2 separate regions of the Homo sapiens genome follow, and region 2 is linked to region 1. The links are chromatin contacts, found by Hi-C or POLR2A ChIA-PET in ENCODE. All regions are on one chromosome and are shown on one strand. Each heading gives the region's core, a stretch centred on a gene start or an enhancer-like site at or near the end of the contact. The rest is flanking DNA. Distances are from core to core; before and after follow the strand shown. Region 1 overlaps LOC107984219 (a long non-coding RNA gene). Region 2 overlaps LOC107984219 (a long non-coding RNA gene).

What was found. A loop is a pair of places that touch in the nucleus more often than their neighbours do. ChIA-PET counts read pairs that join two places held with the same protein, here RNA polymerase II (POLR2A). Pooled maps may share reads with other maps.
Region 2: a loop to region 1 is called in a pooled map, with 5 times the contacts of the local background. The contact joins two enhancer-like sites. A Hi-C loop is called at or near these places in 2 of 168 maps with a recorded cell type or tissue (IMR-90 and K562), 3 of 37 single-sample maps with no recorded cell type and 4 of 50 pooled maps. POLR2A ChIA-PET finds 5 or more read pairs at or near these places in 7 of 52 experiments (HCT116, K562, OCI-LY7 and 4 more).

What each region holds. Positions count from the first base shown.
Region 1 is chr10:31,938,035-31,944,639 of GRCh38, forward strand. The region is part of intron 2 of LOC107984219 (a long non-coding RNA gene); the gene reads left to right. Among named protein-coding and RNA genes, the nearest start is that of ARHGAP12, 13 kb to the left of the region's middle. RefSeq lists an enhancer at 2,429-3,628. Within about 2 kb of position 2,942, at least 10 of the 41 ENCODE cell types and tissues checked have a DNase peak (open chromatin) inside an H3K27ac peak, as active enhancers do; they include endothelial cell of umbilical vein, where a contact is called at or near this core.
Region 2 is chr10:31,974,535-31,981,139 of GRCh38, forward strand. The region is part of intron 2 of LOC107984219 (a long non-coding RNA gene); the gene reads left to right. LOC105376485 (a long non-coding RNA gene) reads right to left here. Exons shown (of 3, transcript XR_930806.3): 3 at 6,248-6,509. Among named protein-coding and RNA genes, the nearest start is that of ARHGAP12, 49 kb to the left of the region's middle. Within about 2 kb of position 3,522, at least 4 of the 41 ENCODE cell types and tissues checked have a DNase peak (open chromatin) inside an H3K27ac peak, as active enhancers do; they include endothelial cell of umbilical vein, where a contact is called at or near this core.

The DNA of each region.
Region 1 (6,605 bases), core at 1,692-4,191:
GGCACCTGCCACCACGCCCGGCTAATTTTTTGTATTTTTGGTAGAGATGGGGTCTCACCATGTTAGCCAGGATGGTCTCGATCTCCTGACCTCGCAATCCGCCCGCCTTGGCCTCCCAAAGTGCTAGGATTACAGGTGTGAGCCACCATGCCTGGCCAATTTTTTTATTTTTTTGAGACAGAGTCTTGCTCTGTCGCCCAGGCTGGAGTTTAGTGGCACGATCTTGGCTCACTGCAGCCTCCACTTCCTGGGTTCAAGCAATTCTCCTGCCTCAGCCTCCCAAGTAGCAGAGATTACAGGCACGTACCACCCAGCTAATTTTTGTATTTTTAGTAGAGACAGGGTTTCACCATGTTGGCCAGGCTGGTCTCAAACTCCTGACTTCAGGTGATCCACCCACCTCAGCCTCCCAAAGTGCTGGGATTACAGGCGTGAGTCACCACACCTGGCCAGTTTTATTTATTTTTGAGGCAGGGTCGTCTTCTGTTGCCCAGGCTAAAGTGCAGCAGGGTGATCTCAGTTCATAGCAGCCTCAACTTCCCAGGCTCAAGCAATCCTCCACCTCAGCCTCCCAAGTAGCTGGGAACTACAGGTACATGTCACCACTCTCAGCTGAGTTTTGTATTTTTTGTAGAGATGAGGTTTTGCCATGTTGCAAAGGCTGGTCTCAAACTCCTGAGCTTAAGCGATCCGCCTACCTCGGCCTCCCAAAGTGCTGGGATTACAGGCATGACCCACCATGCCTGGCCTATGTTACTTCTTGTATTTGCTTTTGAAGTCTTTCATTTATCACTCTGATTAAATAAATGGCTATTATTTCTCAATGGCATGCAATTCTACTTTAATTAAATATTTTAAGCCTTTAACATCTTTGCCACTTTCCCAAAACCAAATTCTAATTTAAAAGTTTTTTTAACCTAAAATTGACTTTGGGATTGTCCTTTGGGCCTCTGGAAAACCTCTGTAATCTGTGTATGCTCTGAATTACAATTCTGTGATTCCCAAATAAAATGCCTAGAGATTCATCTCTATTTTCTTTTGACTTCAACATAGTAAAGGGCTAAGAGACAGATTGCCACCTAGAGCTTTTTTCCAAAATTATGTAGCCCTGGCTGCCTAATAGAAGAAAATTTAGTAATTGGCCTTCAAATTTAAAATGTGTAATCACCCAATCAATAATTCAGATATATTTTAATTGATAATTTGTTCTGCTGTTATCCTCTAAATTAAATATACACTCATTTTAGTTTCACTCAGGCACTAAGGAAATGACCCTAAAATTAATAAAAATCAGCAATAAATAATTTATTATTTGAGATCATTTAGACTACATGAAAAACATTTACTATTTGTCACATTTGGGCACACAATGTTTCTATATGAAACACAGCTAAGATATAAATAATATTTCTTGATTCAAAAATAAAAGTCCTTCCCTAATATCGGGAACAAGGCAAAAATTCATGCTTTTGCCACTCCTAGTCAACATTGCACTGGAAATTCTAGCAAGTATCAAACAGTAAGTACATCGGTGGAGGAAACTTTATGTAAATTTGTATAATCTGGTACAGTAGATAAAAACATCCAAACAAATTATAGTATTAAAATCCATAGGATTGGTATATTGAGGTGGGTGGGAGGATAAAAGGAGATAATATATATCAGCACATTCCTATCAAGGCACAGTTTCCCTTTTGCAATATGCCCTTGTTCTCATTTTAGAAAGAGATTACAAGGGGATTTCATGGAAAATAGTTTCAGGAGCAAAACCTGGCATATGGCATATCATAACAATAAACGATAAAGATGGTTCCTGCTCCCTCCAGGCTCTGTAATGCTCCCCGATTCACCGTCTCTTACAAGTTCCCTTAACCTACCCTCACCTTTGTGAATAGCCTATCTTTAAGTCTGTTCCCACTTAATTCATTTGAGTGGACTTCTCTCTGACAAGACCCTGACTAATACACTTGATTAACTGCTTTCCTAAACAGGAACAGTTTGGGAACACAACAGGTCTTTGATAAATGTTTGTTCAACTAAAATTAGAAGGATTCCAGGAACATCTCAGCAAAAAAGTAATAGCAAACATCCTAAGAGAAAGTGAAATGAAAAGAGGAGAACACTGTATCAGAAAGCAGCAAAGAAGGCTCAAGAGTTGCCCAGTTTCAAAACATTCAGTGAAGACATTTCAATAAGCATCAAGGTCATTGAACATTTTGTGGTGTTCGTTATGACATCTGCAAGTGACCTTCAGTACTCAATGCTCTAAGGTAATGCTCCTAAAAGATATTGCAACCTCCCAACAGTGAGATTTTTTAAAATAAAAATACAGGTTTGCCAGGAACTTCTTCCCTTGCCTCTACTCACTGATATCTCAAATCATTAGAATGGAAGAGGGAGAGGGACAGAACATCCTCTTACCTAGGCAGGTTCTTACATATGGTAATTTGCATAATCACTGGCACATGTAAAACCAGCCCCCTCTATCACAGGATGCCAGCTAATGCTTAAAAAATTCAGATTTGTGTCCTCAAATACAAGCTTCCATAACTTTAAAAAATTGTGAGAACTTTCCATTTTTATTCTAACTTTGATATTATTCATACCTTCTAAAAATACAACAAACAACATCATATGTCAATTACCATTCACTCAAAAGAATATATCTTATGGAAAGAGATGAGTTGTATCTTAATATGGCAACCTATCTAAGAAAAAAAGGATTTTTACTAATTCCTTAGATTTGCATAGCTATTGAAGAACTTTGATTACGAAAATTATTGAGGTTTTGGAAGAGAAAATAAGTCAGCATTCAGGGAACACTGATACTATAGCTGTTGATATTATCAAGACAGCATTTAGGGAGCTGTCATGGCAACCATAATTTAATCCTCCATGAGTGTCTTGGAACACCCAGGCACCCCCGGAAATGAGGAGGGTGATTCAGCGGGCGGCACACTCCTGTCCTTATGAGTCAGGAAAATACCAGTGCTCTCACTCACATTGCTGGAGGCACCATTCTATGAGATATAAAATGCAGCCACTATGTGATCTGTGACAGTTGCACAAGAGCAAAATGTTGGCTTCATTCAATATTCCTGCCAAGTCTATTTTGATTGATTTTGAGACAAATGTTCACTTCATGACTAATGCAGAGCCTTGATCTCTCATCTTTTTGTCTTTTAGGCAAATCACAGCATAGTCTTCACTTTGATCTTTGGGGTGTAAGGTCAGTGGGAAGGTTTAAAGCTTTGAACGTTTTTTTCACCACCTTACTGGTTTTGTTTGAAGGTTAGTGAGAGAAAAGGTTAAAATTAATGGCTAAAATGAGATAGTTTTAGCTTTCATTTCCTGGTATAACATCACAGATTCTAGAATTGTCAGGACTACCAAGTTTAAATCTAGATGTGCAGTAAAGCCTCTGTGCTTTGCATATTCTATAAAATCTGTGAAATCAAAGTGAACTGTTCTCTGACTCTGAAATATCTATTCACTATCCACGGTGTGCTAAGTCCAAAAGATTTATTTTAACAAAAGGAAGAGAAACAGGCAAATAACATGGCTACTTAGAAAAAGCACTAGAGCCAGGGTCACGCCTGTAATCCGTGCACTTTGGGAGGCCGAGGTGGGCAGATCACCTGAGATTGCGAGTTTGAGACCAGCCTGACCAATATGGAAAAACCCCGCCTCTACTAAAAAATACAAAATTAGCTGGGCATGGTAGCACATGCCTGTAATCCCAGCCACTTGAGAGGCTGAGGCAGGAGAATCGCTTGAACCTGGGAGGTGACGGTTGAGGTGAGCAGAGATCGTGCCATTGCACTCCAGCCTGGGCAACAAGAGCAAAACTCTGTCTCAAAAAGAAATAAAAGAAGAATAAAAGAAAAAAGAAAAGAAAAAGCCTAGAATAGCCGGGCACAGTGGCTAATGCCTGTAATCCTAGCACTTTGAGAGGCCAAGGCAGGTGAATCATTTGAGGACAGGAGTTCGAGACCAGCCTAGCCAACATGGTGAAACTCCATCTCTACTAAAAAAAAAATTGCCAGGTGTGTTGGCACCTGCCTGTAATCGCAGCTACTAGGGAGGCTGAGGGACGAGAATCACTTGAACCCAGGAGACAGAGGTTGCAGTGAGCCAGCATTGTGCCACTGCACTCTGCCCTAGGCAAAAAAGGAAGATCCTGTCTCAAAAAAAAAAAAACAGAAAAGTCCTTGCCATGTAGAACTTTCTGACCATTTTTTTCTGTTTGATTAACTTTCTATTTTGTGTGCGTGTGTGTGTGTAGAATAAGAGAGAATTTAACTAAATATATATGAAATCCTATTTCATATGGGGGAAAATATATGAAAGAAAGCAAAAGTTGTATAATAGTTAAAGAAATTGGGGGAAAAAGGTAAAACAAAAACCATCTCCCTTGGGTTTGACAGACAAATTGTGTTGGCTCTGCATCCGAGCATGTGGCTTCTCTAACACTACTTTTAATTATGTTTTTCAGCTCTTAACCAATGGAAAGTATCTACTAATACAGTTTCTAGCCAGGCACAATAGCTCATGCCTGTAATCCCAGCATTTTGGGAAGCCAAGGCAATGAGAGATCTCTTGAGGCCAGGAGTTCAAGATCAGCCTGGGCAACATAGTGAGACCCCATCTCTACACAAATAAAAATAAAAAATAGTTTCCCATAGCTTCACACAAATAAACCAAGTTGCTGCCTGCTTTCCCAGTCTTGTATGAATAAGATTCTTCAAAGTGTTGATATTGAATTTCCTTGTTGCAAATCCACATTATTTCTGTAAAGTTTCCCATGCCTTCACTTCAATGGTTAATTGAAAACAGGAGTAGATTCCCCTTTGTGATGTGCTTCTCTTAAATCACAAAGCTTCCGGAGCCCTCCTTCTTAGTGGCTAACAAATTTATTTATTCTCATATTAATCAGTCTGTTGAAACAAGATTGCATATTCTCTGTCAAACTGGTTCCACTTCATCTCGCTGACCTTCGTTCTCCTGTATGTTTGCAGTACCCCACTGGCTGATACAGAATGGGACTGCATTGCAAGTATGACTCAAAAGAGGCTTCAGTTTGATTAAAATCTGCTCTTTGATATTTACTTTTTAAACTTTTAGACATATGATGTTTTTAGTTTACACAAATTCACATTCTGTTGTCAGAAAACTTTATTTTACCCTATTTAAAATGGTAGTTATTTTCACGATAGGTATAAAATAAAAGAGGAGTTCTGAAAACAGTTTTTTTTTTTTTTTGAGATGAAGTTTGGCTCTTGTTGCTCAGGCTGGAGTGTAGTGGCATGATCTTGGCTCACTGCGACCTCCACCTCCCAGGTTCAAGTGATTCTTCTGCCTCAGCCTCCCGAGTAGCTGGGATTACAGGCATCTGCCACCATGCCTGGCTAATTTTTTGTATTTTTGTAGTAGAGACAAAGGTTTCACCATGTTGGCCAGGCTGGTCTCAAACTCCTGACCTCAAGTGATCCACACGCCTCGGCCTCCCAAAGTGCTGGAATTACAGGCATCAGCCAAAAACAGTTTCTATTAAAGATGATAAGGGGAACAATATGGAATTCCTTACTTGATTGCACTTAGTAATAACATTCTACCCACTGGATAGGGAGAAGAAGCAGTAGAAAGATTTCTTGAGGGGATTTCTTTATGGAACTCCCCAATTAGCATTCTAGCTCTGTCATTAGTTAGCAGCGCCATCTTGGACAAGTCTTATCTTGGATATTACCTGCTATGACCTCAGTTTCTCTTCTGTCAAATGAGAGGATTGGTTTGGCTGATTCTCAGATCCTATTCAGTCGTAATAGGCCTTGATTCTTTTTATGACCTTAAGATATTTGACAAAATAAGTCATTTTTGGTTCTTATATTTTAAATAACATTCATTATAATATGGTAATACTTAACATTCTTGTTTTCATCCTGAAAATATTTTTCTCTTATAATGTTTAAACTGTATCTTGGATAGGAAGAAGAACTATTACTATCCCCACTTTTCAGATAAGGAAATTTAGGAAGGTTCCATAACTGACCAAGTGGAACAAAGGCAGCCTTAGACTAATTTACTGATCTTTTTTTTTTTTTTTTTAACTGTCACTGCATTGGCCGGGCTGGTCTCACACTCTTGGTCTCAAGTGTCCTCTCACCTCAGCGTCTCCAAGTGCTGGGATTATAGGCATGAGCCACTGCTCCTGGCCTTATTTACTGGCTTGAAGCCCTGCCATTGCCACTGGCAGGCATGTCACTGAAGCCTGGGACGGGACACTGCAGTACAGAGTGTGAGAACAGTTCAGCTGAACTACCTTCACTTCAAAGCCAGGAGCCTGTATTTATTTATTTGTTACTTTTTTCAATAGATACAGGGTCTCACTATGTTACCCAGGCTGGCCTTGAACTCCTGACCTCAAGGGATCCTCCTGCCTCAGCCTCCCAAAGTGCTGGGATTACAGGTGTGAGCCACTGCACCCAGCCAGGAGTCTGTATTTATATCCCCTCCTTGTACTTGCTCTAATTGTATTCAGAAGAAAAGCTGTACGTGGAAGTGCCAACCTTTCAGGAAGTGGCTACAGAATAAAGTATGACACTCCA
Region 2 (6,605 bases), core at 2,272-4,771, 37 kb after region 1:
ACACACTCACACACATTAGCCAGCATGGTGGCATATGCCTGTAGTCCCAGCTACTCTGGGGGCTAAGGTGGGAGATGGCTTGAGCCCAGGAGGTCAAGGCTGCAGTGAGTCATGATCACATCACTGCAGTCCAGCCTGGGTGACAGAGCAAGACTCTGTCTGAAAAAAACAAAACAAAACCACTGAAGAAATGCTAAATGTTTCAGATGATGGATATGCTAATTACCCTTACTGGTTGCCATACGTTATATGTATGAAACGTCACTATGTATCCCATAAAAATGTATATCATTATTTTTCAATTTTAAAAATGATAAATAAGCCATGATCTTTGCACACAGGCCTTAGAGTTCAGTGAGGGGAACCAAGCTCCACACTGTGGATATGATGTCAGGGAGCATGGAGAGGGGATGCTGACGTGGGATGAGTGCTGGGCAGGTTTGGGAGGAGATAATGCTTGAACTGAGTCTTGCCAGGCAGACAGGGTGGAAGGGAAAAACGTCAAACTGACATAAAAGTGCAGAGACATGCAAGAGCCCAGAGTTTAAATAACTGCAAATAGTTCCTGAAGACAATTGGACTTCCACTTCTGGCCAAGGTGGAGTGACAGGGACTGGATTCAGCCTCCCATGTGAAAGGACAGAAAAAACAAACAAAATACGTAAAACAACAGATTTCAGACACTGCACACCAGGCAGCAGAGAACAATGATTCCTGAGAGAGGGAAAACAAATGAGGTGAGGCCTGTGATTACCTGAGCTCATTGCATGGAGAGAGCATTTAGAGAGGGGAAACGTGGGTGGAGCCTGGGGGCCCAGGCAGGCCATGGCATCTTGAGTTCACAGGGCAGAGTTCCAGAGGGGAGACTGCGGCACAGAGAGAGAGCTCCAGAGATCGGGGCCCTCAGGTTTTCAGCTGAGTACTAATCCACGCATGAGCGTGCAGAAACTACTCAAGACTCAAGAAAGAACCATGAGATCAGAGCAGAGGGAATAATCCTTGAATGAAAAACCTTGTAATTCACAGGGTATCAGGTAGAGTACTCTAAAGAGCATTTCCTCTGTGGTCTAGAATAAAGGCTGCTTTCATCTTGCCTAGCAAAGCTTAGGAGAAGCTTCAAAAAGATTAAACTGTTTCCAAACAATTTAACTGCTTCCCAGAATAAAGCTCAAGAAAATGTTTACAGGAATAGAAGACTAACACTTAAGGATGTGAAATTCACAGTGTCTAGCATCCAATAAAAAATTTCTAGGCTGCAAACAAAGAAAATACAATCAATAATGAGAAAAATCAATGTATAGAAACAACCCAGAAATGCATGCACATTAGTCAAAGAATTAATAGACAAAGTCATTAAAAACAGTTATTATAACTATATTCCATGTTTAAAGTCTACAGAAAAGACTGAGCAAATTGAACATCTAGATATGAAAAATGCAATATCTACAGTGAAAAATATGCTGGGACCAGGCATCATAACTGTAATCCCAGCAAATTGGGAGGCCAAGGCTGGAGAATCACTTGAGGCCAGGAGTTCAAGGCCAACCTGGGCAACATAGTGAGATGCCGTTTTCACAAAAAATACGAGGAACTAGCCAGGTGTGGTGTCACCCACCTGTAGTCCCAGCTAGTCAGACGCCTGAAGCAGGAGGATTGCTTGAGCTCAGAAGTTTGAGGCTGCAGTAAGCTATGAAAGTACCACTGCACCCTAGCCTGGACCACAGAGTGAGACCTTGTCTCTAAAAAAAAAAAAAAAAGGGAGAGAAAAATACACTGGATGGGATTGAGATTGACAGGAGTTTAGACAATGCAGAAGAAATGAGTAGTATAGTTGAATATGTAGCAATAAAAACTATCTAAAATGAAACAGTGAAAAAAGGTTGAAGGCAAAGCATCAGTGAGCTATGAAGCAACTTCAAGTTGCATACACTGTATCTGAGGCCAAAGTTGATTGATCCATGGCTGGACACCTTGAACATGGCTGGGCCAGTGAGTTTTAGGACCCAGAATCAAACTAGTCTCACTCTGGGTGACTAAAGCAGAAACATGGAGATCTTTGTGTTTTCCACCACATAGGCCGAGCAGCAGAAATCATCAATCTGCAACAAAGGGAGAAAGAAACAGACATTCAGAGGAAAGTTGATGTATAATTTGGAGAAATGGGCCCGGCGTGGCAGTGCACACTGGTAATCCCAGCACCTTGGGAGTTCGAGGTGGGCGGGTCGCTTGTGGTCAGGAGTTTGAGACCAGCCTGGCCAACACGGCAAAACCCCTTTTCTACTAAAAATACAAAAATTAGCCAGGTGTGGGGGCGCCCTCCTGTAGTCCCAGCTACTCAGGAGGCTGAGGCATGAGAATTCCTTGAACCCAGGAGGTGGAGGTTGCAGTGAGCCAAGATCATGCCACTGCACTCCAGTCTGGATGACAGAGCAACTCTGTCTCAAAAAAAAAAAAAAAAAAAAAAAAAAGAGAAATAAATCATTGCAATTTCCAGGTCTTGGTTCGAGTTGTTTCTGAATCTAGCTCTATCCCTGTGCTATTTGGCTTCTCCTTAGAGCCCATGAAATAAGGGTTTTTTGTCACATAAAATGAAGAAGTCCTTAGCTTATATAAAGATGATGCCTTTGATTTTTGGACATGTTAAGATTGGAGTGTCTGGGATATCAGTGTGGAAATCTACACTAGGCAGATGAATGGACTTACCTAAAGCTCAAATTCCCATTTTTATTCTATTAATCTATGTTTACCTAAATCCATAGGAATGTATGAAATTGACAGTGGAGAACCTATAGAGGGAGACAAGATAAAGCCAAGGATGGAACCTGGAAAAAAACCACATTAAAGAGACAGGAAGAAGAGCTTCCAGGAAAGGAGTCTGAGCAGGAACATCTACCAAGCTAGGTTGAGAGCACAGCATTGAGGGAATCGAAGGAGGAGAGAATTTAAAGAAAAGGGAAATGGAGAACAGTGTCAGATTCTTAAAGGGCATGACCCTAAAACGTTCCTGACCCTTGACTGACAACCACCAACTTCCTGTATTTCTAACCTTACTTCCTTTTCTCTGCCCATATTTACCACACATACGTCCATATTTCCCTGTTTCTGATCTCAGCATGCTATCTTAACCATAGTGATTAGTCTCTTTTAGGGTAGTTAGATTTTGGCGATCTTAACCCTGCATTCTTCTACAATATCTCACCCAATTTAGACCCAATTAAAGACCCAATCAAAGCAGATCAACAGGGAAGGGCTGTGAGCCCTACTCCTCCAAAAGATAATTGCATGCCAATATGACTGCCAGAGTCAAGGAAGGAGCTGGAGGAGAACGTATGGTTTCAATGAGAGGAAATTGGCATCATCCACCTATTAAAGCTCTTTTAGGAGGCACATATGCATAGGGACAAAAGCTCATGAATGGCATCTATTTAGATTTGCAAAAAGCCTTTCACAAAGCTCCACACAAAAGACTGTTTTAAAAATTGAATCATCATGGTATGATGGAGACTGGTGCAATGCATGAGGAAGTTGCTTAGAGACAAGAAACAATGGTTCAGGAAAAGGCACTTCTTGGAGGAAGGAGTGTAAACATTGGCATTCCCCTATGAGTATCCTTGTTTACTATTTTTATGAATTATTGAAGGTGGGTAGGTACAGTGACATTAAGTTCTTCTGATCATGAAAATCCCCACTATATGAGAATAACCTAAAGTTAGTGTGAGGCTATGTGAATAGGCAGAAAATATTGCACACATCAGCAAAAAGAAGATACTGAATTTAGGGAAAAATCATCTAACTTATACTTAGAAGATCCATAGGCCAGGCGGGGTGGCTCACACCAGTAGTCCCAGCACTTTGGGAGGCTGAGGTGAGAGGATCGTTTAAGCCTAGGAGTTCAAGACCAGCCTGGGCAACATGGCAAAACCCCATCTCAGCAAAAATACAAAAATTAGCCGGGCATGGTAGAATGTGCCTGTTGCCTTAGCTACTTGGGAGGCTAAGGTGGGAAGATTGCCTGAGCCCTGGAAGGTCAAGGCTGCAGTGAACCAAAGTTGTACCACTGCACTTCAGCCTGGGCTACAGAGTGAGACCCTATCTTTATTTTTTTATTTTTTTATTTTTTTATTTTTTAGTATTTATTGATCATTCTTGGGTGTTTCTCGGAGAGGGGGATTTGGCAGGGTCATAGGACAATAGTGGAGGGAAGGTCAGCAGATAAACATGTGAACAAGGGTCTCTGGTTTTCCTAGGCAGAGGACCCTGCGGCCTTCCGCAGTGTTTGCGTCCCTGGGTACTTGAGATTAGGGAGTGGTGATGACTCTTAAGGAGCCTGCTGCCTTCAAGCATCTGTTTAACAAAGTACATCTTGCACCGCCCTTAATCCATTTAACCCTGAGTGGACACAGCACATGTTTCAGAGAGCACGAGGTTGGGGGTAAGGTTATAGATTAACAGTATCCCAAGGCAGAAGAATTTTTCTTAGTACAGAACAAAATGGAGTCTCCCATGTCTACTTCTTTCTACACAGACACAGTAACAATCTGATCTCTCTCTTTTCCCCACATTTCCCCCTTTTCTATTCGACAAAACCGCCATCATCATCATGGCCCGTTCTCAATGAGCTGTTGGGTACACCTCCCAGACAGGGTGGCGGCCGGGCAGAGGGGCTCCTCACTTCCCAGACGGAGCGGCCGGGCAGAGGCGCCCCCCACCTCGCAGACGGGGCAGTGGCCGGGCGGAGGCGCCCCCCACCTCCCTCCAGGACGGGGCGGCTGGCCGGGCGGGGGCTGCCCCCCACCTCCCTCCTGCCAGGCGGGGGCTGCCCCCCACCTCCCTCCCAAAATTGCACCACTGCACTTCAGCCTGGGCTACAGAGTGAGACCCTATCTTTAAAAAAAAAAAAAAAATGCCTTTGTTGAGAATCCACTGTGTGACCAGATACTATGTGACATGTTGAGAAGCATTATAATACTTAAGGCATTTCTCTTTGCTCTTGGGGAACTTAAATGGAACAAGAAAGTATTTTCTGTAGTAGTTCACACAATAGGGTGTGAGTTTTCTAAGTGTTAAACTAATAAGGCTGAAAAATATGAATGTACTCAACATATTTAGATACTTTTATAAAAGGCATTGTTATGATGGCTTTATTAAGGGAAGCTAGACTATTTGGGGCTAGATTCATGACATCTGGATATATTAGTCAGGACCACTTTTGTTCCAAATGACAAAAATTAAAACTAACTTAAAAGGTTGGGTGTGGTAGCTCACACCTGTAATCCCAGCACTTTGGGAAGCAGAGGCAAGAGTCTCACTTGAGACCAGGAGTTTGAGGCCATCATAGGCAACACAGTGAGTAGAGACAGGGTCTCTACAAACAAAACAAAACAAACAAACAAAAGCCCAGCCAGGTATGGTAATGCAGACCTGTAGTCCCAGCTACTTTGGTGGGAGGCTGAAGTGGGAGGATCACTTCAGCCTGGGAGGTCGAGGCTGCAGTGAGTTGTGACCACACCACTGCTCTCTAGAGCCTAGGCAACAGAGCAAGACTGATAGATAGATAGATAGATAGATAGATAGATAGATAGATAGATAGATAGATAGATAGGAAGGACAGGCAGACAGAGACTAGATAGATGACAGAGAGACAGATAGATAGATGATAGATAGGTAGATAGATAGATTGATACATCAGTAGATAAAATTTTTAAAATACCAGTTACCAGTTGTGGTAGGCAGCCTCTAAGATGACCCCCTAGCATCCCTGGCTCCTTGTATTAACACCTTTGTATAATCCCCTCCTTTTTTTAACTTTTATTTTAGGTTTGGGGGTAGATACACAGGTTTGTTACATAGGTAAAAACATGTCACAGGGGTTTGTTGTGTATATTATTTCATCACTAGGTGTTAAGCCCAGTACCCAGTAGTTGTCTTTCCTGCTCCTCCCTCCTCCCACCCTCCCTCCCCAAGTAGACCCCAGTGTCTGTTGTTTCCTTCTTTGCCTTCATCACTCTTACCATTTAGCTCCCACTTATAAGTGAGAACATGCAGTATTTGGTTTTCTGTTCCTGAGTTAGTTTACTAATGGTAATAGCCTCCAGCTCCATCGATGTTCCTGCAAAAATGACATGATCTCCTTTTTTATGGCTGCGTAGTATTCCACGTTGTATATGTAGCACATTTTCTTTATCCAATTTGTCATTGTTGGGCCTTTAGGTTGATTCTGTGTCTTTGCTGCAGTGAACATTCACAATCACAAGCGTGTGTCTTTATGGTAGAATGATTTATATTTGTCTGGGTATATAACCAGTAATGGGATTGCTGTGCAATCCCCTTTTTCTACGTGGGTTGAATTGACTGACTTCTAAAGACAAGACTATGACAGAAGTGATGGTTTGTCACTTTTGAGATGAGGTTACAAAATACTGCAGGTTCCGTTTTAGATGCAGTGACTCTTTCTGGCCTTCTCTGGAATCATTCACTCTGGGGAGAGCCAGCCACCTTGTTAGTGAGTCCTGTGGAGAGGCACATGTAAGTGAGCTTGGAAGTGTATTTACTGAGACTGAAAATAACCAGGTATGTGAGCTTAGGAGTGGACCCTCCCCCAGTGT